3 separate regions of the Mus musculus genome follow, and all the other regions are linked to region 3. The links are chromatin loops, found by intact Hi-C in ENCODE. Cell type or tissue: left cerebral cortex. All regions are shown on one strand.

Region 1 (8,000 bases), 61 kb after region 3:
AGGATTGTGCGCAGGAATCCAGAAGGTGGTACCCACAGCCTTGAGAAAGGCCCCTGTGTTTAAGACTGAAGCTAATCCTTTAGAAGCAGACCTGGAACCTGGGGCACGGAGGGGGTGGGGAGAGACAGACAGACAGACAGAGAGAGGAGTTGAGAACCTGGTTCATTACTTTCCTTGTTGCTATAACAGGACACACGACAAAATGTTGCTTACGGAATGAAGGGTTTATTTGGCTCAAGGTTTAAAAGCTCATAGTCCATTATGGCCAGAAAGACAATGTGAGCCCTTGGCAGCAGAAGTATCCAGTTAAGACTCCTCACATCCAGGACTGGAAAGGTGGCTCAGCAGTTAAGAGCACTGACTGCTCTTCTGAAGGTCCTGAGTTCAAATCCCAACAACCAAATGGTGGCTCACAACCACCCGTAATGAGGTTACAGTGTACTTATTTATAATAATAAATAAATCTTTTTTTAAAGACTCCTCACATCTGGAAAGCAGCTGGCACAAGTTCTTTCCCATTTCCCCAAGGGGACTCTCACCCACTTTCAGGGTGGGTGCTCCCTCCTCAGGTAAGCCTGAAAGCTTTGGAAGGGCTGTCACAGACATGCCAGGAGATATGCCTCCCAGGGGACTCCAGATCCATCCAGCTTAATGATGAATTAACCGTGACAGCCCTAAAGACCTTGCTGGAGGCCCAAATCCAGCTGTTCTGAAGGTCACCTTGATGTTTTTCCTATCATGGATTCATATGCATATTTTTTCCTAGATGAGCTAGTTTGGGTTGGGTTTTTTTGTTATTCATAAAAAAATGTTGGTCTAATAAATATGAAGGAGTAGAATAAACCATATAGAACAATGTTCTTAGTTCTCCCAAAAGCTTTAATGAGAGGCAGCATCTGTGTGTGTACACACCCACACACATGGGCACACATACATGCAAAATATGTTTTAACCTCAGCTTTACTTAGATATGCTAAAGGATTCCAAGGAGTTTGCTGTGTTTTTGTTTGTTTGTTTTAGTTTGCTTTTTTAAAATGTGATGTAGTGTCTTGTATGTGTGCATGTGTGTGCATCACAAGCATGCCTGGTGTCCATGGAGGTCGAGAGAAGATGTTGAATCCCCTGCAAGAGGGAAGCAGATGGTTGCGAGCTATCACGTGGGTGCTGGGAACCAAATCTGAGTCCCCTGCAAGAGCAGCCAGTGCTCAAAGCTGCTGAGCCATCTCTTTCAGCCTCCTCTGACCCCACCAGCCAGGGAAAGAGATGTTTAACCTGCTTGAACGAGAGTTTTAGAACAAAAGGCTGCATCTGGGGGAAACCCTTGTGTACAGAGAGGTAAGATCTGAAGAGCATACACTTGTTAAGCCAGGATTGGCTGCCCCAGCTTGCACCTCCACATGGGAGCCTCCCTCTGGGATTTTGCCTTCTATTAATAAGGGACCTGGTTCTTTCCACCAGAATGTAATTCTGTATTTTAAATGCAGCTTGACTCAGCTTTCAAGCCCAGCAGATAACACTATAAATACCTGGGATGGTACAAACCTGCCTTCCCGTCCCCGTCCTGATGACACCAGCATCTCAGCCCTGCTGAGTTTTCACCTCTCTCTGGGTCTGCAGTTTGTCCTTGCTGGTCCTCATTTAAAGGCCTAGGTCCCCAGGCCTGGTATGGCCAGCCCTAGACGCTGTACACAAACCTCTGAGCTCGGTGGTCCTTTGGTGTTCATAGCTCACCCTGGTTTACACACACACACACACACACACACAAACACACACAAGCACAACCCTAGGGAATCCTATCATGGCCTGGCCTTCCATATCTCATTTCAGTCCTAAAACTATTTATTATTTTATATATAAACATAAAGTGTTTTGTCGGTATGTCTATGTACCACATGAATGTAGTGCCCACAGAGGCCAGAAGAGGGCGTCAGGTCCCTTGTAACTGGAGTTATAAGTGGTTGTGAGCCACCATGTAGGTGCTGGGACGAATTTGGGTCCGCTGGAAGAGCAAACAGTGCTCTTAACTGATGAGCCATCTCTCTAGTGCCCTATACTTTTTTTTTTTTTTTTTGAGAATTCATGGTAAAGAATATGCAAACAACTCAACCAGCTCCCTTGATTTCTCAGCCGCCCTTCCCCAATCTCAGTTCCCAGAAGAGGGATCCTGACTCGATGTGGACACTAGAGGATCTGTTCCTACCACAGCCATCTCTCCCTTGAGCCACACCCTTGCCATGAATGCTTTTGTGCACATGAGGCTCATTCACAAATCTCCCAGCATGCACTACAGGCACTTCCCCTAATGCGCATGTGCACACAACAGCCTATGCCAACGCTTCCTTCTCTACCACTACCACACAACTTCTCACCTGGGGTTAAATGAGATTTTATTTCTTCCAAACAAGTTATTGAGCCAGTGAGATTGCTCCATGGGTAAGGTGCTCACTGTAGACCTAAGTTCAATCCAGGATCTACGTAAAATTTGTATGAGAACACCATTCAATTCCAGAGAGAAGCAGGAGGTTGAAGAGGGGAGTGAAGGAAGATCCCACCTTGACAAAGTCGGCTGTCTACTTTGCTATTCTCCCAGCTCCTGGTGCCAGGGCCGGGAACCCACTGCTCTGTGAGCTTTTGGGGTGTTGTATGGCTATCCTTTTTATGGTGAAAAATAGATCGTTTGTTTATCCTCTATCACTGAGTATATTTCCTGAGTTTGATTGGGCAAATGTATACACAGTAGTTGTGCGTGTGTGTGTGTGTGTGTGTGTGTGTGTGTGTGTGTAGCTGGATCTTCCAACCCATGTCTCTGCAGATGCCAGGCAAGTGCTCTATCACTGAGCTACCCGATGCCCAGCCCTCATATTCCCGTTCAATTGTTACTTGTGTGTCCACATCAAATCTGGCACAGAAAGCACCACCCCGCAGCACTAACTTCATCCTTCACACTGTCCTGGGAGGTGTGTGTCGCAAGCACCCAGCCCATTCTACAGATGAGGATCTGAAGGCTCCAGACTCCCAAGGTCACGTGGCAGTGAGACAGACCCGAAGCCTTGGATGCAGGTTTGCAGGCAAATGCAACTCAAAGCTCAACAGCCAAGATGTATCTGAGGAGTTTCTATTTCAACTGAAACAATGTTGCTTTCTTCTACCGAATCTTTTTTTTTTTTTTAAGTAATGCAGCTGTCTGTTAATCTCCCCCTTGGTAAATGCTAAGGATGTGTTGTTCTGGGGTGTTTTCTTCCCAAGATCACAGGGAACCAGAAGCAGACCTTCTTCGTCCTTCCATCTCATATTCTACAGAATTGCACTGACTAAGGAGGTCCCCCGGAAAGGTCAACAGAAAAGCAGGTTGTTGTTGTTGTTGTTGCTGTTGTTATATACTTTTTGGCTCTAGCATGTTCTGAATACACCCTTATATAAGGAGTCAGGCGACAAGTTTGTAAATGAATCACAAAAGGACAGATGGCCTTGCTGATCTTCACGGCTCTTTAGCTGCCCCCATTAACTCGTCAGAGTTTGGTTGTAGTTAGGAAAGCCAAGTACGGAATCTCTATGGCAAGCTTGTGCAAGCCCTCTTCCCACCTCTCCCTTGACTCTGCTTCTCACAGCTATGCCCTATTTGCCTGCACTCAGACAGGGAAGCCATCCCTTGAACAGTTGATAGTAAGATGCCGAGGAGAAAGTGTGTGGTTTGGACATGAGTTTTCCTAGCTCTACCATGTAGCTAGCTCTCTCCCAGCACTTGGGATGTGTGAGCATCGAGCTGGTGTTTGTTCCCCGGGAAGACACTGGGAACAGTGTCTTCTGTTCCCGGTTGGTCCCAGCTACCCTGGTCTAAGGGAAGCCTGCCCCAGGAGCCTGGGATTCATTAGGACATTCGTTCTCTTCTTCTCAAGCTCATCCCTAAGCCCACCCTGGCAACCTTGCCTCACCCCCACATCCAATCTGCTCCTAACCTGGCCCTTGTCCACCCTGGACCTGTGAGATACAGCCAGACAATAGAAAACATAATTCACTCACACACACATGGGGACAAAAAAATTATGAAAATGAATTGTAAATAAATATGGCTGCTGAGGACCTAATTCTGATAAGCGGATTTTCAAAATTAGCCATTTGCGAGAGTAGATGAAATGCATTTAATGTGGTGGGTGGAAGGAAGCCGATTAAGATGCGCTACGAACCCCCCTTTCAACAGATTCGGGGAGAAGGCACAACAGGCCCCCTTCGCAGCGAGTGAGCGTTTGCCGGGATAAATGCTGAATGCCTTTTAAGAGCACTAATTTGCTGCTGTCGTGCTGGCAAACAGGCCTCCTGGAAAGGGGCTGCTTGCTACCTTCCGTACAAAAGGCGGACCAACAGGACAGGGAAGCGATAGCCATGGGGGGAGGGGCGGGATGGTGGTGGGGTGACCAGGCCTGCTGCAGAGGCTCCAGATCCCATTCAAGGGGGTGAGGACTCACTTGTCTTCCGGGATACAGGAAAAGCCCTGTGGATAGAAGAACGACCCTGGCTCCCCCCACCTTCCCCGGCCACCCTTCGTGACCCTGCCCCTCCAAAATGCGAACGCTGATCCCAGAATACCTTGCGGCTCCCTCCATGGCAACAGAAGGCTTCCCTCCCGCACTGCCTCTGCATCCTTCCTTCCCACTCCTTTCAGCCCACTCCTGTCCCCTGAGCCAAGCCTCTAGAGAGGGTTGGCAGACCCATCAGGCAAATGGCTGGTCAATCCATCCCTGGAGGCGGGAACACTAAGCCTCCCTCCTGCTGGAAGATCCCAAATGCCTGGGCTCTGTCCTTCCCTGAGTCACCTCATCTGAGGACCTTGGAGCTCTCCAAAGCAGAGCCCATATTTTAGGTTCGAGGAAACAAAGAGTGTTGTACTGTCACATGGCACCATGCACAGAGGTCTCAGGCACGTCCTGACGTTTAGGTGGCCTGGTCCCCATGGGACCCCAAGTCTCCATGTGACTGGAGCGTCCCACTCAGCACAGTAGAGCTGTCACAGGCAATAAGTCAAAGAGAACGCTCACTGGTGTTGACCTGGATCCGGGGATTGCCTCAGTTTACCCCCCATTCCATTCTCCCAGCTAAGCTGACTTTTCCATCTGCTCAAAATAAACCCCAGGACCCTGCACCGGCTGCCTGCTGCCGACCTCTCCCCTCCTCCTTCCCCTGACGCTCCTGTCCCATCAGTCACCTTTCTGTTTCCTTACAATCTCCTGTACCCCAGGGCCTTTGCACTCGTTGCTCCTTCTGCCTAGGCTGTACCAACTCTGTTTACACCACATCAAAACGTGGCATTCGGGCAGCTCAAATGCTGCCTTGCCAGAGAGGCAGCTCCTCCCCTCACCATCATCTCTGCCACAGCGGCTGTGTTTGCCACCTTTACAGCAGCTGTCTCCTTCACTAATTTGTTTGTGATTTTATTGTCTGTGTCCTGCCCCTGGAAAACAGGAATCTTCCCACCAGGGAGACAGCATTGTCCCAATGCTGAGAATGGATGGAGCCACGGTCACATCTGTGTGAAATGGTCAAGCCCAGCTTGAAGCCTTGTGTGCTGGCCGCAGGGCCTTTTCACCATAGCAGATGCCACTGCCCAGGTCCTAGTGACAGCTGGCAAGGCAGGGCAGGCTTCCCTCTGAGGCAGCTTCCACCGAGCTGCTCTGAGGATGGGGCTAAGGTGAGATGCTGCCTTCTTCCTGGGGAACAAGGTTCAGAGTAGACTGACAGGGGAAGTCCCTCTACTTCTCTCTCACTCACTGAGGTGGGACCCCAGCATTAGAGCTAGGTGGTCTGCATGGGGGAGGAGGTGCTGACGGAGACTCTAGCCTCAGAAGCTCGGTGTGGCAGTGTCTGAAGCAGCAGACTCACTGGAGTCACTCTTTCCCAGGGCTCAGACTCTTGTAACTTTAACTGGGCAGGGAAAAAGTGAGGCCCAGAGTCTGCACGTGCCTCAGGCCTTTTCAGGGTGACGAGGATTCATTCAGTAGGGTATCCTGGACTGGGTCAGAGGGCCCCAGAATGATGTTCCCTCCAGAGCCATCCCTACCACCCAGTGGCCACCCCAGGTTCTTTCCTGTGCCCCAGCTTTGAAGTGAGAAGCAATGCTTGCCCACATTGGCTGCCGCCCTCCAGTGGCATTTGACAAGTCTCTGGGCAGTCCCCTCCCCCAGGGTGGGCCAGAGAGGGAAGGATGTATGATCCACTTGCTCCCTGCCCCTTTCCCTGCTCACCTGCTTTGGAAGTCAGAAGTACAGTGAACATCTTCCTTACACGCAGCTACAGTGCAAGCACAGAATGAGGGCTGCCTTGCAAGGCTCCTGGAACTGTCTGCAACCCAAGCTGACCCCAGAGGGGCCGGGGAGGTGGCTGGCCAAGGGGGAGACTTTCAAGTGCAAGTAGCTCATTTTCTTGAGACCCAAGGTCTGTGTGTATGAGGCTAAAGCTGCAGGGCAAGGAAGGCTCAGCTCTGTGGAAGGGCCACTGAGGGCCACCACCAGCTGTGTGTTGACCATCATCTGAGGTTCCTGCTGGCCCAGACTGGTTTCTGAAACCTTAAAAGCCTTCCATCTCGGGTGGGCATTGGCTCTCCTTTGGGCTCCAGGAATTCTAGCTCAGTCTTGGCCACTGCCCTTGCCTAAGGACCCCAGGACCATTCAGACTCGCTCTAGCCCATGGCTGGCCACAGCCTGATGGCCCATGAGTTGCTAAGGATTGTGACTGTAGCCTGAGTCTCTGGTACAGATCTGTCTTGAAGGTCTTCTCAAGCAACAGAGTTCCCTGTCCTACAGACACTGTCCCTGGCTTCTCCATCCCATAAGACAGGCTGCTTCCTGCCTCTGGGCTAACGGGGCCGGCAGCTCTGCCTGTGAGAACTCTCAGATCCTTCCGGCTCTGAAGACCTGTCTTCTACAGGTTGGCCCGCAGCCCCAGCACCACTGATGCCCTTCCCTTCCCAGTGACCAATACTTTAAAATTAGTCTTCTGTTCTAACGAGAGCGAGACTCATTAAACTTTCCACCGGGGACGTGTTTTTATGTTATTTGCAGATCGTCAGCCTGGGGTCTTTGCAGTTTATTATCAGAGAGTTTTTTTTTCCCTCCCCCCTTTGTCACTGAAGAGATCATTTTCTGAATCTAGTGGCCCATGCTGGGGAAAGCCTGGGCCTCCCACATGGCCCTCAGACTAGCCTTCCCTGCTCACACCTGCTCACACATGGGGGAGAAGGGAATTCTGGGCCCAATTCCAGATGGCTTAGCAAACCACATGGGAAGAAGGAGGTGGGTGGGGGGAACGAGAGGGAGAGGGGAGAGGAGTCGGTGAATGCTGAGGGAAACAAATCTGAGGCCAATTACCCGTGGCAACCTTGTCGTCCCCCGCCTCCCAAGGAGGGGAGATAGCTGGGGAAAAATAAGAAAATAATATTAAAGCAGTCCCATGCCGTGAGATTGGAGCCCAGCTGGTTGGGAATTTGCTGCTAGGGGTTGGGAGGGAGGGAGGGAGAAAGCAGGCCCAGATAGGAAGGTGGGCAGAGGGTCTGTGGTGTTAAACAGGCACAAAAAGGGAGGGAACATCTGCCCTCCTCTCACGGGCCACTCCCTAGCCCTGCCCACACTGCATGCTGGGTAATAAGGCCCAGGTCTCACAGGCCACCCCTTAGCTCTACCTGCACTGCCTGCTGGGTAATGAGGCCCCGTCTGCTCTTTGCAGCGAGAACATCTTTTTGTCCTTGAGCAGGTGGTGACAGGGAGAGACAGGCTCTGAGAGGGAAGGAGAGTAGCCCAGGGTCACTGGGAGAATTAATATCATAATTGAGAATAACAACTAGACCTTCTATTTACCAGATAAAATACCATCAGGGGATTGCTGAGAGAGATGGGGAAAACGGAATCTGAAATCGTTTTTCACTTCTCTGAAAATGCTGCAGGTGTGGGACTTCCCCCACCCTTAACCCACACCCACCCCCGCCCCCGATCCCCTGGAGATGTCACCACTGA
Region 2 (8,000 bases), 51 kb before region 3:
GGCCAGGGGAGTTTCCAGATAACCCCAGACAATGGGGGCAGCAGGGCATCCTCTCCCTGGTACACCAGGGCTTTACTCTTTAGATCTCAGAGATGAAGTCACCTGGCCACAGTTGGTGACGGAGAACACCTCCCTGCTCCCCACACTATTGCTCTGCTGACCATCCATGGCTATGCTCTCAGCTCAGTGCCTGCTGCCCCAAATGCCTTCTCCCAACCCTGCAGTCTGTCAGATTCCCGCTCCTGCCTATCCTTTGGGGCCCGGTGCAAAGTCCCTCTTTGGGGAAGCGCTCCAGAGCCCCCAGGACAACTCTACCTCCTCCCGCTCCTCATATAGCACCTACACCTATGTCCCCAGAAACTTGGAAGAAGCTAGAAGGGGCAGCTCAAGTTAGGCCGGTGGCTGGTGGGCAGCTACGCGCAGAGGTGGAGCCTGCCTGGGATGGTCGGTACTAGGAGCACACCATCTTGTCGCCCACCTTAGTGATGTTAAAGTTGATGTTGAAGCTCTGTCCATCTCCCTCCACCTGCCACACCCACACCTTGCAGGCCAGGTCGCTGGTGCTGGCATTGACGCGCTCCAGGGTGAAGGTGCAGTGCAGATACTGCTGAGTGCCATTCCAGATGTGGTAAAAAGGGATCTCCTATGGAGAGGGGCAAAGAGGAGGCGTCAAGCGTGCCCAGCGCCAGCAGCCCCTGGAGCGCTCTGGTCGTGGGCTCAGGGTCTCACCTGGTAGCTGACAAGGAGCTTGCTCTTCCACAGGGAGCTGGGCACGTCGTGGATGGACAGACGTAGGTTGTGGTAACTGTCTTTGAAGTGCAGGACACGGGGCTCCTGGATCAGCTGTCCACCCAGCTGCTTCTCCAGCTGCACCACCTCCTGCAGTGCCCGGGGTGGTCAGCAAGGCCCGACGGTAGGAGCAAACCCTCCCTGTCACCCCCAAGACAAGGCAGTTGGATGCCAAGGGCTGGGTGGTCCGCCAATGGGGCTGTGCGCGGCAGTACCTTGAGAGCATCGTGGGTGTCGTGCAGGCAGTACACTCGGATGTTGTACTCGAGGGACGTACAGGCCACAGGGGCAAACAGAAGGAGCCTGAGGCGCTTGGTGGCAGCCACGCTGAGGGCCTCTCCCACCAGGGCAAAGCGGCCTAGCTGCTCGGTGAAGACATAGCAGGCCCCGGCCTCCAGCTGGCAGTAGTAGAGATGAGAGGGCGACTCCTCACCAAGGTGCAGCACGTCCTGTGGGCGGGGCCTTGTGGGTCAGTGCCTAACCAACTTAGGAGTCCTTAGAGCCTCCGGGCCACCCTCAGCTCAGTTTGGGGAGACTCGAGACCACATAGCTGCCAAAGGAATGGGAGGCCATGCCCAGTGTGGGGCCAGTGATTTGGTTGGGTGGCCTCAGGTAGTCTTCCCAACTCACCTCCCAGCTGCCCTCACAGGACTGCTTTTTGAGGCGCAGGCTCCAGCTGTCGGGACTGGGCTCCCCGCAGTGGTCCATGGCAAGGATGACTGGCCGGGTGAGCAGGACTCCTGGGGGCCCACAGCTAACGATAGGACTCAGCAGGGTCTGACAGCCAGCTAGGGGCAACCTCAAGTGGGGAAACATGGGTGGAGAGGGAAAGGCGTCAGTGGCCAGTCCTAGAGACCGTGGGGTTAGGAGACAGACTCTGCAGTGGGGTGGTTGACACCGTAAGGACGGAAGTTGCAAATCAGGGTGAGCTTAAGTGCGCCTCATCCCCTGTGCTCCCTCGGGCCAGGTCAGAACAGGTACAGCAGTGCTGGGCGGGGAATTGGGGTGGTTCCAGCGATAGGAGCAGCAGACGGTGCCCTCCCCCCCCCCCCACCACCACAGCAGGCAGGGCACACACCTCACGTCTTCTGGCTTGTGCAGAGTGAGGTAGATCTCGTAGATCTTTCCTCGGGGGATGGCGTCCGGGGGTATGAGGAGGCTGATTCCTGTAAAAGCAGAGGGGTCACGGCTTGTGGCTACAGATACCCAATAACTACCCAGGAACTAGCCAGACCCACGAGTTTCCTCTTCAGACGCCCTTGTCTGGGGACAGAGGTGTTTCAAGGACTGCCATACTGTCCACCACCCACATAGGCACGACTCTGAGTCAGGGAGACTCCAAGAACATCTGAGGCAACCCAGCTAGAAGCTAAAGTAGGGCAAGAAGACACCAAGGAAGTGCGTCCTACATCCTGTTCCGTTCTTTGGGACCAGGGTACTTTCTGCTTAAAACCTTCCCCATCTTCCAGGCCTGCCATGGAAGGCTCTTGACTGTCATCCCAGCAGTCGGTCCCTCTGCCCAACTTTGCTACGTTCAGCGGTTCCAGAACAGGGGCCTTTGGTCTTGCTCAAGCTCCTCCCCCCTTAGTCCTGTCCCCTCTAAGAACTGGTCTCTTCCTGTCATTGTCTCCATCCTTGCGGGGATGGGGGGCAGGTCTATAATAGCCCTCAAGGGCCAAGATCTACGGCTCCAATGTCCTCCTGGTCTGTTGATGCGCCTCTGCCCCAGGAGTGGTATCAGTGTGTGGAGGAAGGGGAGTTTTGTAGTGGAGACAGCAAGGGCAGGGCTGAGACATCACGGAGAGCAGCATTGAGGTCCTGCTCTGAGGGCAGGAAAAGGGGAGACATTCTGTGACTTTGCCCCTAAAACAGCAGATAGCTCCACTGTTTGCTGGGCTGGACTCTCAGGCTGTTCAAGGGCTATGTAAGGACACTTATATTCTACAAACTCACAGTGATGGTTCCATAGGGTCACACAGCCTCCCGACACTGAAGCTGTCGAGTGGTTTAAGTGTGCTCTACGATGTGTACCTGTCCGTGTCTTACCACCGAGTGATGGGTCTTACCACCGAGCTGTCTCACAGACAGCTCGAACCCATGTGCTCGAATCTTTTGCTTCCTTCACTAACCTGTGCTGACCGTAGAACCTGATGCTGCCTGGAGTCGGGGGCAGTCACACACCTCCTGGTGTGAATGCCTGCTGGAGAGTAGTATTCAAGATTGAATACTCATGCTGGCCACTCAGAAAGCTAAGAGGAAAAAGGGCGCTAGCTTTCTCAGTCCAGCAAGGAGAGAGGCAACTAGACAACAGAGAGGGACACAGGGGTGGGCACACTGCAGGGGCCACGGAATACCCACCATCTGTCTGCCTTTTTGTTACAGCTAACAGGGACCAGCTCACTTCACTGAGCTATGAGAATTTCTCATGCCCTGTCCTGAGGGGTGTATGAGGCACAGGCAGCAACAACAGATGAGCCAGGAGGAAAGGTAGAAAGACCATTACTTATGAGCCAGGGACAGTGTCATGTGTTCAGGTGCCAAAGGTCTGTAGGGGCTGTCACATACAGAACTGCATATAGGAGGGAAAAGCACACAGCGGCTAGCCAGCAGTGGGTGGGTTGCATTAGCCTTGTCACTGGGGCTCTGTAGAGAGCAACTGGGAACCTTAGAAGGGATTGAGTGGGGAGGGGGCATAATCAACTCTAGATTCATTCAGTAAATGTGTAGATGCCGCGGTTGAGGTAAGGGAGGTGCTAGCCTGGGTGTGGTGACGCACCAGGGCAGGATGAGGAGCAGGAGGAGACAGGAGCTATTGGGAAGGGGGAGCATGCAACATCATGTGATACAGCTGACTTATAGCGAGGGGGTGGGAATAGAAAGAGCAGGAGCCCAAGGTGACCCCAGGCCAGTTTCTAGCTTAAGCAATGACACTGTGCCAACCGTGAGCCGGGGAAAGCCAGGGAGGAGGTAGCTGAGAGAAAGGGTGGGAGACGGTTCTGTTTTCGGCACAAAGACTCCGAGGTGCTGTGAGACAGGCAGATGGAGCTGTCCAAGAGGCAGCTGAATGCAGAGTTCCAATGCTCTGCAAGAACTGGGGGCTGGGATGGAGGAGTAGGTGAGATCACTCAGAAATGGCACGGGCGGAAGTGGGGGTGGGTTGGGGAGGGGTATCCCTGAGGAACGCCTATACCGGAACAGCCAGGGATGGGCAAGAACAGGAGTATGTGGGGTCACCTAAGGAGAGGGAACAGAGAATGTCAGAGTGGGGTGGTCAGCCTTGTCAGAGGTTGCAGAGATTTCTCCAAAGATGGCCTTTGGAGGGTCTGTGGATCTTCTAACAAGAGGTCTCAGGGACCCTGTCTGAGGCACTTCTGTGGAGTGGTGGATGAGATGGAGGACGCTGGGAGGGGGCAGGTTCTAAGGGGTGCTCTGCTGTCTTGTTTTGTGAGCCTCTGGGGTCTGGTGTTAGGGCCCGATGCAGCACCTATCAACATGTAAGGCTGACTGTGTGATAAATGAACATACAATCCTTTCGTGTCCACAAGCAACAAGGAGACCCTTTCCACAGCTTTGCTATAGCGCCAACTGCATCCTTTCCTATACTGGCCAGACTGGGCCACTCTGCACGAGGCTGGTGCACTCTGGGACGAAAAGATGACAAGACTAGTCTTACCTCTCATGTTCTCTGGGGAGTTCTAGGGGCCTACCTGTGTTAGGGATCATCAGCCGGCCCCCGAGGAAGTTGAAGGTCCCATAGGCCATGTTGCTGGTACCGCGGGGCAGAGAACGAAAGTAGTTTTGGGTGGAGAGGCGGGAGACGAAGTCCTCAGCCTCAGAGGTGGGGGAGCTGTGGTGCAGCGTATGGCGGCCACTGCCCAGTGGGCTGAGCAGGTGACCATTAGAGAGCTGGAACTTGGGGCTGGGTCCATCCTGCCGGGGACACAGGCTGCCCTGGTAGGTGGTCGTGGTGGTGCTGAGGTCCGGTTGGATGGTGAGCAGATGGGGATTGTCTACAGGATAAAGATGGATTCAGGTAGCGACTCCCCCATCAACAGCCCTTGCCTTGGGGGTGCTCAGGCAGGAGAGCAGGGGTAGGTGGCACCTCACCTGCTTTGCTGGGCTTGATGCTGACAGGCTGGAAGCCTGAGGTAAGGATGGATGAGTCAGCCACGTCTGAGTCCAGTCCTTCCTTCTTGCGGCAGTAGATGAGGACGAGGACCAGCAGCAGCAAGATGAGGCACACGGCCACGGCGACGAGGCCGATGTAGAGAGCCACGTCCTCGGGGCCGGAAGAGGCTGCAAGAGAAAGTGTGGTCTTGAGAATGGCAGGGATGTAGAGGCTTCAGAGGAGAGGCCCATGGTTTATCCCCAGGAGAATAGGATCTCAGCACCCCCTGGGCAGTGGGCACGTGGCAGGGAGCGTGGTATTGGTGGGTACATCCTAGTTCTATACCCACCACAACCTTGCTTGGGATTGAGCAAGTCACACCCTCACAGGCAGAGTGGAGCAGGGGAAGAGCTACTTCACCGGGGTGAGTGGTGGTATATCCTTGGCTCCTAGGCTGGGGGTCAGGGTGTCTGGGGCAAGGTGAACTCCTGAGAGACCCTAAGTATGGTGCTATAGTTTGCACATGCCTGCCTAAGGATTCATATTGACAGGTGTGGTCCCCATTGTGGCAATATGAGCAGCAGTGGGGCCTTTTAGGAGGTGGGCCCCAGTGGGGAGGCATTACATCATTATGAGTGCTGCTCTTAGACCATGGGGCTGTCCATCTTTCCGTGTCTACCTGTCTCTGTGTCTGTCTTTTTCTCTTCCTGACACGTGATCTCTCTCTTGTCTACAGTACTGACATGGTGCTATCTGCCACCAAGAAATGTGGCTTGGGGTAGAAGGCACATTTACCAGAGCCAGCATCACGCTATTTGGAATTTGAGCCTCTAAAACTAATAAATTTCTTTTGCTAGTTCATTATAGAAATAGAAAATAGGCAGATACATGGGTGGTCAGTTTCTCAGGTGTTTCCAGGACAGTGTGAGCCCTTGTGTATACCACCAGCCCTGAAACTGGGGTGGGTGGGGGACCAACTGCTTGGAGGAAGCACTATCGATTTTTAAGAGTTTTGCATAATGGAAGAAATGTCCATCAGAAAGGAATTGACACAGATAATTAGGTTTTTAATTGAAAGAACAGGGGAGGGTGTAGTCTAAAGGAAAAAAACAATCCAACAGAGATCTTTAATTGTTAGTTATGGCCTTGTAATTAACAGGCCTCACAAGCCCAGCACCCCCACAGGACTTATGTGTGAGCTTGGGGAACGGGATAATTTCAAAGCCGCGGGGGAGCAGTTGGATGTACAGGGGTCAAGATTCACATCTGCATGTGTCTCAGGGGGAAGGTGGTGTGTCTGTGTAACAGGGAAGAGTGTGCTAGAGATGAAAGGGACCCCTGGGCTCCCAAGCTTTGGAGAGACACAGGCAGGAGAGTGGCTGCCCTGACCACAGCCCATAGGGCTGTCAGACGGAGGTGAGCCCTGGGGCAGAGAAGACTCACTGTGCAGGCAGAGGTCACTGGTACAGTTGCGGGTGTCCAGGTCAGCACCCCGGCACTCCTCACCTCCGTTGCGGGGCGCTGGGTCGGAGCACTCCCGGCTCCGCCAGTGGGTGCAGTCAAGCCCGCAGGCTGACCACTTACTCCATGGGCTCCAGCTCCCATCCACTGAACAAGAGAGACAGGCAGAGAGGGAATGGGACAGTCAGCTTAGGAGGTTGGCCTGGGTGGCTGGCCTGGGTGGCCCCGCTAGTCATCTGGACCAGGCAGGGCCTGGGCTTGGGTACAATGCCAGGGTCAGGCCCTCTGATCGGTCGGACCTTGAGTGTCCAGCTAGCCTTGATGACACATGCTAATGACAAGGAGACGCAATGATGCTGGGGCCTGCTCGGCTCTCTCAACCCAGGGAGGCTGTCCCTGTCCTGAGGCGGTAAGGGCTCCTAGTCACATGATGGCCCTTCTGGTCCAGGCACAGGTGGATTGTGCAGCCCCAGGCGGAGCCTAGATCCTGTCCTAAAACTGCACCTTAGACCCTAAACCGAGCCCTTGACTCTGACCACACTGCACCCTGATCCCCACCTCAGACTGAGCCTGGCCCTGTGTGTGGCAGGCGGGTGGGATGGAGCCATGGGGGAGGGGGCGGGCAGGCTGGTGGGTGCGATGGAGCCAGGCCACGGAGATGGCGTGGTGAGGAACGATGCAGGAGTCGGTGGCTGCCGGTACCTGGGCACAGAGTGGCGCAGGCTGTTTTCTGGACATTCTGCCCCTCACAGAAGGCGCCCCCGTTGAGAGGTGCCGGGTTGGTGCAGCTCCGGCTCCGTTTCTGCCAGCCACGCCCACAGCTGGCACTGCAGACGGACCACTCGGTCCACGTCGACCACCCACCGTTCACTGGCCGGACAGAGAAGGACTGGGGTCAGGGAGCGGGGGCTTCCTCAGACATGCTGGGCCAAGGGATGGGGCAGGAGGGCAAAGTTCTTATAAGCTCGGGGTGAGTGGGCTGCTCCTGTGCCTGGAGAAACCCTGAGGAGGACCAAGCCTAGGCTGCTGGGCCCCAGGGGCTGGCAGAGCCTTCAGATACTCTACTCTTGGCAAGTGTCAGGGTGGCCAGACTAAACTACAGGTCACAGGGCACCTCCAGCTAGAACCCAGCTTCTCGCAGGGCAGCTCCTATCCGACCTCCTTCTGCTCTTGGGGGAGGAAGGCGTCTCATTCTGAGGCGCTCTCTCCCATTTCGGGGACTGAGACGCCCAAGGTTGATGTGTTACGTCCCTCTGAGCCTCCTCTTGTCTCTTCGTCTCTTGCACCATGCTCCCCACTCACAAGTGACCCACATGTCCCATCCCTTTGCCCAGATACACTTCTGCTCTCTTTCCTAGTCAAGCCACTGTCTGGTTAGCCTGGTTCTTGCTCCATGCCTTTCCGTCCTCTGAGCCACACACCAAGTCCCTGTTGGCACCTCAGTACCTCTTCCTGTGACTGGGGAGCCCAGGACCCACCATAAACAATGACGGCCGCAGAGGCGCTTCGGCGACGGGCCACGATGTTCTTGGCCACGCAGGTGTAGTTGGCAGTGTCGGCCAGGCGGGCCTGCCGCACGACTAGGCTGTGCTCCCGTGTGATGTACACATTGGGGTCGAGGGAGGGGTCCACGAGGTCCTCA
Region 3 (8,000 bases):
GGGGCAGAGAGCATGGTATACAATGTTGCAGGCAATGGCTATATTGGGGAAACACTGGAGAAGGAACCTTCAGGACCAGAGGCTTCTGGCTTCCTTTAGCTTACCCAGAGCAAATCACTGAGCCCCGTGGAGGAGGAACTGGGGGTGCTTTGGGGGAGACCTCCAGCTCAAGGCTGGATAGATTGAAAGACTAGTAGCAATAAAGTGGCCCAGCCAGGATCAGAACAAAGCCAAGGAGCTAGGATGCCAAGCAGGGAGCCTACTATCAAGGCCAGGTGGCACCACATCCTGCAAAGCTGGAAACAGCTAGTCTGCTAGAGCTAAGCCCAGCAGCAGGCAAAGCCCAGCGATGCAGCCGACCTCTGGGTGCATCGATCAGGTGTTTCCTTCATTCCCCCATGCCCATCCCAGTCCAGAGCTAAGGCTCTACCTGTGGGCCCTGGAGAGCCTCACATTACGCTTCCAGAGACCTTCGGCTGAGGAGGGGATGAGTGCGGGGGGGGGGCACCATGGTGAGCCAGGTGGGAGACGGGAATGGGAGGAAGCTGAGAAGGCTAGGGACACAGCAATGTCACAAGTAACACTGAGCTTGATGACTTGGTGACAGATTAGATGTGAAGCGTGAAGGAGAGGGGAGAGCCAAGGGAGAGAGTAAAGTTCCCACCCCCTCTAGGCTGGGGTGAGGGAAGGCAGCAATGACAGGGTTCCTGGGAAGAGGGGACAATGGGAGCCTGGTGGCTTGGCATGAGAGGGCCTGGCGTTTGTGTGCACAGAACAGGTTCCTAGGTGGCAGCATTGGGGCCTTCACCTAAAAGGGCTGTGCACCCCAAGCTATAGCTTAATCCTGCAAGCCTGAGACTCGTGGCAGCACCAAGCAGGAAAAAGGATGTGACATGGGTCAAAAGTAGCTGCTCCCAGTCCCCAGACCTCTGGGTTGGAGCTTTTGCACCCAGGTCAATACTTATCCTGGCGTCCTGGAAGAAAGCCTTTTGCAACATGGGCAGAAGGGGGGGGGGGTAAGAGAGACAAATGGGCCAGGGAAAGGATCAGCTCTATCCCGAAGCATCTACAGCAGCCTACCCCACGTGCAAGAAGCAAGAACACGGTGCTCTCTGCCCCAGAGTGATGGCCTCCTCCACAGTCCTGTCAGCCCAGAGTGGAGGTGGGCAGAAAGTCCAGCAGCCCCAATGACGGGAACAGGGGTGGGCGGGAGAGGGACAAGGGCAATGTTCGAGCCTGGTGACCCTCAGCTCATACGTTCCAGGAGAGCCTGCCCCACCCCCCATTGCCTCTCCTCCCTAGCCATGGTACTGTCTAGGGGGCACCCAAGACAAGAAGACATGAAGGGTAAGGAGTTGCATGTGCCGGCCGGCTGTGTAACTGGCAGAGCATAAAAGGGACAATCTGTCACGGCAGGTGGGTGTCTGTGTGTGCAGGCGCAGACGGGGTATGCCCAGGTGCATTTGTGCTGAGGGATGGCTTTTGTGAGTGGTAGTGTGTAACGTTGGGTGACAAAGGATAGATAGGTGCTTGGCCTGGGGGGTGGGCAGAGTCTGCACTGGCTCAGCAGTCCTAAGCCACCCCCACCTTGCACGTGTGAGCGCACACACATACACACATCCAGCCATACCCCTCAAGACTGCCTGGTTGACCACTCTCCCCCCCCCCCCCAGCCACTCACAGACACATTTTTCACCAGCTGCTGTTGCCAAGGAACTGATAAGCAGATGCAGGGATGTAGTAGGGTCATGGCAGGGGCAGCCCTACCTAGGTATCTGTCCACACATGCCCAGAGCCTGTGTGGGGAGGGTGAGATGTGTTCTCTTTGAGAAGTAGGGCCACTCCTACCTCCATACCTTTCAGCAGCTCCTCTCACGGCTAGAGAGTTAATGCCCGAGACAGGCTCTAATCCCAGGTAGCTCTGAAGCACTCATGCCCACCTGTCTGTCAGCCCTGGGAAACCTCAGGCCAGCCCCCAACAGGTGTCCTGCCAATGGGCAATGCAGTTCTTCTTGAAGTGCAATCCTTCATTCCTGGTTTTAGTGCCCTCACCTACAAGTGTCTGTCGCCCCTGTCTGTAACGCTCACTGGTGCAGTACCATGCAACTACCACACGCATACAGCATGTTAGTACTCATCTGACCGTACACATGACAGCACTACCCATGCCACATCAGTGGTGCCCCCTGCCCCCATTACCCAGGACACATGTCAGTCCACACCATTCCCACCCAGGTGCTCACGTGGCAAAATGCAGCTCTGACCACACAGCCCCTCTCACACACATGCAACTCAGTAAACATTTCCTGGGGACCCATTCAGTGTCTGGCAGCACCTCCTCTGACACCCCCAGCTCATGACTATGGCCAGTCCTGCAACTCACACCCCTAAAGCTAACATATACAACATGAATACACAGCCAACAGCAGGCAGCCCAATCTGAGGGTTCGTCAGGATTAAAAGGGGAGGCCATTAGGAAGAAGGGCTGGTTAAAGTGAGGATTTAGGGTGCATTGACAGGGGAAGGAGGCAGAGCAGGGGGGACGAGGTAGAGGACTTAAGGGGCAGGATGGGGAGGGCAGTCGAGGCAGTGGTGGGTGAAGGATGCAGTACGCAGAGACTCTTCAAGGAACCAGCCATCGACCTTAATCATCTGGTCCTTGACGGAGCTCTCGTCTTTCTAGATTGGCAGTTCAGAAATCCACACCCTTAGGAGAAACTGGCCTTGCCAGCCTAGGGATCACCTCCCGGGAAGCAGGCTCTGGGGGCATCAAGCACCAAGAATTGCTCAGGCACCCTTCCCAATACCCAGAAGCTCAGCACTGCCAAATCCTTAGGGGCCAGGAGATTAGGGACCCCCACAGCTCGGTCTAGGTGCGGGCTTTGGGAGATTAGACAAAACCTCCCCCCCCCCCCAGGCCTCTCACGCAAGGAGGTGGGCTAAAAGGCTAGGTTATGAAGGGGCTGGTTAGGGTGGCCAACAAGACACGCGGGGAGACTGCAGGGCTGTGGAGTTTCTGAGAGGTTCTCAGAGCCCGCCAACCAACAGCCAACAGCAAACAACTCCCCTTCGCCCTCCTCTTCCCCCCTCCCACCTCCAGCAGCGAGGCCAGGAACCACAGGCCACCACAGGGGCCCCAGTGCTTTGACTACCGGCTGCAAGAGCTGAGGGCTGTTGGATGCCTCCACGCCTGAGTGTGTGCGTGTGCAAGCCTGTGTGTGGTGGGGACAGAGGAGGACACTATGTTCTAGACGTGGGCACAGGCCAGGTGCCAAGCTAGAAATTGTGAGTGGCTGTTTGGGGCAGTCCTACCTGGAAGAGCTGTCTTACCCCCCCCCCCCCCCACACACACACCCCATTTTCTGAGCACTAGCATATGGCCTTGAGTCCTTCAAGTCTTGTCTTTTTGTCTTTCCTGGATTATTTCAAACTGCCGTCGCGCTCCCCCCCCCCCCCCATCATTCTCCCGGGCCCGTGAAACCAGCAAAAACTTCCCCCACCCGGAGGCGTGGGGCGTCTACACTCGCCAGCCCCGTGCGCTGACAGCTGTTCTGGACTTGGCAGAAGCAAGGCTTCCGGGAGAGCGCACCAGGAAGCTGCGCAGCAGCGAGTGGCGGCCCCCGCGTCCTGCCCAGCAAAGTTTGGCCTCCGGGGGCTCCCAGACGGGTCGGCCGCGCAGGTCACGGCCACCTCCTCCCCAGAGCTAAGCGTTCGCGCGCACGGTCCCCCGCAAGCCTCCCCAGAGCGCGCGCGGCGTGACTCACCCGAACCACGAAGCCAGGCAGTGAGGACTATGCCCAGGAGCGCTGGCCACAGGCCGGGCCGGACGGCCATGGCCGCGGGCGGACGAGCGGGCTGGACTAGGGGCCCCGCGGGCGGGAGAGAGGCTGTCAGCGCCTCAGCCGAGAGCCCCACCTCGGGGCGCCCCCGGGGCCCATGCCAGAGGACAGCGCTGCCTCCGGGCGGCCGGCTGCGGGGCGCACGCGGCGCGTGGCTCCCCTGGGCACCCGGAGCGCAGCAATGCAGCCGGGGCGGAGCGCAGCGCCAGCCGCGCCGCGCACCGAGCCAGCCGCCGCGCGGAGCCCGCAGCCGGGGAGCGGGCCGGCGGGCGCCGCAAAATCCGGACTGGAGCGGCGGAGCGGGGCGGAGGCGGGGCGGGGCGGGGGAGGAGGGGCCGGGCGGCGCTGCGAGCGCGGGCCACCCCCTGCACCGGGGATCCCTTCGGGCAACGCCTGAGGCTCCCCCAGGGAGGAGCTGGGGTAGTGGGCGGGGAGGCCTCCCACCACCCCTCTCAGTCTCCAGGGACAGAGACAGGACTCTGGATCCCGGAGTGGATTGCTTTTCCGGATCTGGCATCACCCTGGTCCGCCAGTCGGCGCACAGGTGGCCCGGGAGGGGCCCCGGGCTGCGGCGACCCCGGCGCAGCGCCAGCCTGCGGAGAGCAGCTCGACTCTGGAGTGCCCCAGGCAGGTTCCGCTGCAGTCCCTGCTTGCACCCCTGCCTCCGGGCTGCGCTCCGAGATCGTCAGCGCGCCGTGGTAGGCAGCTGGCGGGCGGCTTGGATGGGGGACTGCAGGAGAGGTCCCGGGGCCCAGCCGGCGCGCAGGAGCCGCCAGGCCCCCACCGTCTCACCATCCGCCTCCCCAAGACAGCCTGGTGGGCTTCAGGGGCAAGCGTAGCAGCGTGGCCCCAGGCTTTCTTAATCCCTCCACGCCGCTGGCCCAAAGGAAACAACCTTAGGGCGCAGCGCAGCCTGTAAGGAGCGTCGTGTTGTTTGCGCCCCGAGCGCGCGCGGCGCTGGAGACGTGGGCGTGATGCAGGAACCAGAAGGGTTTTGGGAGCTACAAACTCCTGGGGTAGAATAGAAGTGTCACATTCTTCTGGCTCTGTGACCTTGGGCAAGTCACGGGGCGTCTCTGGATCCCAGCAGAATGACCGCTGGAGGATCTCCTATTCCCCACCCCCATTCCCTAAGCTGGTTAAAATAAACAGAAGGCTGCCCTAGAGAAGGAAAATAAACGCTCTCGGTGTGCACAGGGCGAGGGATCTGAAAGAGAGGGTCCCACTTCTGGCCAGGAGGAGAATGAGAAGGGTGAAGACGGTCACACACTCAAACGCCTCCAGCGCCGATCGATAATATAAATTGGTGCTGCAGGCCAGATGATATAAGAATGGTCTTGGCTTCCACAAAGAGATATGAGCTCTCCTATATTTCTTGAGACACGAGGCCCTCTCTCGGTCTGTCTTTTGTTTCCCACTTTTTATAGAGAAGGTTATGAAAAATGTTTTGCTTTATTCTGCTCTCTTGTATATGTGTATATCTGCATATGTATATGTGTGTGTGTGTGTGTGTGTGTTTCTATTCACAACCAAAGCTCCAGATGTGAATGTACAGATTTTGGGCCTCAGGGCCAGACAGGCAGGGAGACAGGGCACAGGGTCATATCGAAATGGCTCTCTTGTTCTAGGTGCCTGTTGGGAGGGGAGGAGCCAATTGGTTTTGTTTACCAATTTTCAATAGAAGCTGTTGTCTGGGAAAATAATTTTTTTAAAGATGTGTGTGTGTGTGCACGTGTGTGTGCGTGTGCATGTGAGTGCGTTGCATAGTGCCTGTGTGGAAGTCAGAAAACAGCTTGTCATTTCTCTCCTTATGTGAGATTCGGGGATGAAAGCCAGGTTGTAAGGCTTGATAGCAAACCCCATTATTCACTGAGGCATCTTGGTGGCCCTAAAATTGATTTTTAATACATGTGTGTATTTATAACCTCTTTTACCCAGATGATCATACTCCCCAACTTCAGCTTTTTAGACAAACACATTAGAGAGTAGAGCTGATCTACAGGCTGCTCCAGTGTGTGTGTGTGTGTGTGTATGTGTATGTTTTGTATGTGGTGTGAGTGTGTGTGGTGTGTGTGTGAGAGCAGTTGTTGTATGCCCAGGCTATTCTCCTGTATTCTATTAATACCCCTACAGTGCTCTCCTGGATCTGAATTTGGGTTCACAGTGTGGAAGAAATGTTGAAGGCTTGGGGTTTGGACACTGAAGGGAGGCCGTTGTCGATTAGGGCATGGTGTACATGAGGAAGTAACAATGTGTTTATTGGATAGTACTATGCCCTTGCCTACATCTGTAGTTTGCTCTAAGCAGTACATGAAACCCCGTTAAGTCAACATTTCCACTTTACACAGATGAGGCAGCTGAGAGTTAGGCAAGGACCAGCCTTATCCCAGAACTGCGAAGCTGGCTGAGAGGGGCCCCAGGAGGTTTGATTTCTGGGCCCGTGATCCATACATTTCTTCCTCCTAAAGCTTCTTTGGGGTTAGAATTGGGGAATCTCTTCTCTTCTCAGTTCTTAGCCCCTCTCTTTCCATCTAGACTAGAGAGGCCCGTGTAGCAGTCAGAATAGGTTTTGTCATGGTAACAAATGGTCCCCAAAGTATCAGTGGCTTTAATCAACAAAGATTTATTTCTCATTTGTCCATCGTGGCTCTTCTGTTCCTGGTCATATTCACTCAAGGGCCCAGGCTACCAAGGAGACAGAGAAACAGGGACTCTAGAGAAACACCTGACAGTAAACAGTGGCTTGGCCTGAAAGAGGACCTGCTACTCTTACCCACAACCAGGACCCTACCTGAGAGAGTACGCAGGGTGGACCTGAAGCTAGCGAACAGCACTCAGTAATATGTACAGCCTGTCCTTTTGGGGGTGGAGGGGTGGAGTCTTATTGCAGCACAGCCTGTCCATGGGGTGGGATCTTACTGCATCCCACATCTGCAGCTGTGCCTAGGCCCAGTTTCCTAGAAGCCAAGCTGTTCCTTCGTTCCAGACTTTTCCATTTGCCTTTCTCCCTTGAACACTTTATCCTCTGCTGGTTACATTGGCAAGCTCCTTTAAGTCACTGAGACACTTCAGCTGTCCCTTTCTAAGTGGAACTCAGGCAAGCCAGGAGAAAGAGGAGAGATGCTTTGCCAGTGTCACTCCTGCTGTGGAGGCTCAGATGGCAGAGGTGGGGACAGATCAGGGAGCCTCCCACTCAAGACTGCTTTGCAGGCTGCAACACTCCACTTAGTTCAGCTTCTGACTCCACTATCCTGTAGCTCATCCCACTGCTGAGAACCCAGCTTCCGTCTCCTGGAAGCACCCTTTGTTTCATTTGAAGAACCAGCCCTTCTGCCCTTCAGCACAGAGTTCATGTGCTCTACTCGCTCAGTTCCAAAACATGGAACGAACTTCTATCTTGCTGATCAACACCCAAGATCCCATGAACTACCGAGACAGGCACAGAGTGAGCACTGGTCTGAGCCCATTCACCGAGGCTCATTTCTGGAACTCTGGTTGGAACTAAACAGTTACTTTCTTCATGGACACAGTCTGGACATGAAGCTCTGGCTGAATGAGCAGACATGCCTGAGGCTGAGGCATGGACAGAGAAGCCAAGCGTGAAGGGAGCCCCGAGACTGTGCTGTGTCATCCAGAAATGTTTCTGGAGCTACTAGGAATACCCCTGGATCCTTCTGTTCTCTCAGCCAGTATGTCACTGTTTTGATTGTAAGTCCATTTGGGTTTCTGTCATTTGCTTTAGAAAAAAAAAAGATACATAATTATCCTTTGTAAGGGCTGGGTATGCAGCTTAGTCAGTAAGTTTGAGCATGCTCAAAGCCCCAACACTGCAGAACCAGGCAGGTATCAGGAACCTGTAATCCCAGCACCTATGAAGTGGAGACAGAAGGACCCATGCCAGGTCTTCCCAGATATATAGTGAGTTTGAGGTTACCCTAGGATGCATGAAACCCTATTTCCAAAAAGGAAATTATCCTTTATATACATATATATATATGTATATATATAAATCTGCTCTAAGCTGGGCACGGTGGTTCACACCATCACAACAATAGAAAGCAAACTAGCAGGCAATACCTTAGCACAGGGCGTGGATGCTCTTGTGATAGCGGTTCCAGGACCAAGGACAGCACCCAGCATGCTCAGGTTAGGACTCTGTCC

Evidence for each region. Hi-C counts contacts between places; a loop is a spot of excess contacts. Peaks named below come from ENCODE experiments on the same cell type or tissue, not always from the same donor. Only the 100,000 strongest peaks of a DNase experiment are listed, where the experiment ranks them.
Region 1: it touches region 3 in a loop (3-fold over the local background); 4 of 42 quality-filtered maps call a loop at or near these places.
Region 2: it touches region 3 in a loop (8-fold over the local background); 4 of 42 quality-filtered maps call a loop at or near these places.

The regions. Positions count from the first base shown.
Region 1 is chr13:54,884,139-54,892,138 of GRCm38, reverse strand. No RefSeq gene overlaps it. Among named protein-coding and RNA genes, the nearest start is that of Gm31188, 12 kb to the right of the region's middle. In left cerebral cortex, a CTCF peak has its summit at 1,933 (motif pointing right); DNase peaks (open chromatin) are centred at 3,929, 4,327, 4,667 and 7,236; H3K4me3 peaks cover 746 bases; H3K27ac peaks cover 1,271 bases.
Region 2 is chr13:54,996,421-55,004,420 of GRCm38, reverse strand. Unc5a (unc-5 netrin receptor A) reads right to left here. Exons shown (of 16, transcript NM_153131.4): 5 at 7,837-8,000; 6 at 7,061-7,228; 7 at 6,341-6,505; 8 at 4,897-5,085; 9 at 4,497-4,799; 10 at 1,868-1,955; 11 at 1,420-1,588; 12 at 1,005-1,238; 13 at 730-879; 14 at 479-643. Among named protein-coding and RNA genes, the nearest start is that of Hk3, 21 kb to the left of the region's middle. In left cerebral cortex, a CTCF peak has its summit at 3,830; DNase peaks (open chromatin) are centred at 3,117, 3,787, 4,241, 4,692 and 2 more places; H3K27ac peaks cover 1,332 bases.
Region 3 is chr13:54,945,496-54,953,495 of GRCm38, reverse strand. Unc5a (unc-5 netrin receptor A) reads right to left here and starts at 4,085. Exons shown (of 16, transcript NM_153131.4): 1 at 3,765-4,085. The coding sequence starts at 3,834. It overlaps Gm31313 (a long non-coding RNA gene), which reads left to right and starts at 7,261. Exons shown (of 4, transcript XR_873485.2): 1 at 7,261-7,547. In left cerebral cortex, CTCF peaks have their summits at 2,110 and 4,340; DNase peaks (open chromatin) are centred at 3,597, 4,321, 4,769, 6,878 and 3 more places; H3K4me3 peaks cover 4,074 bases; H3K27ac peaks cover 3,386 bases.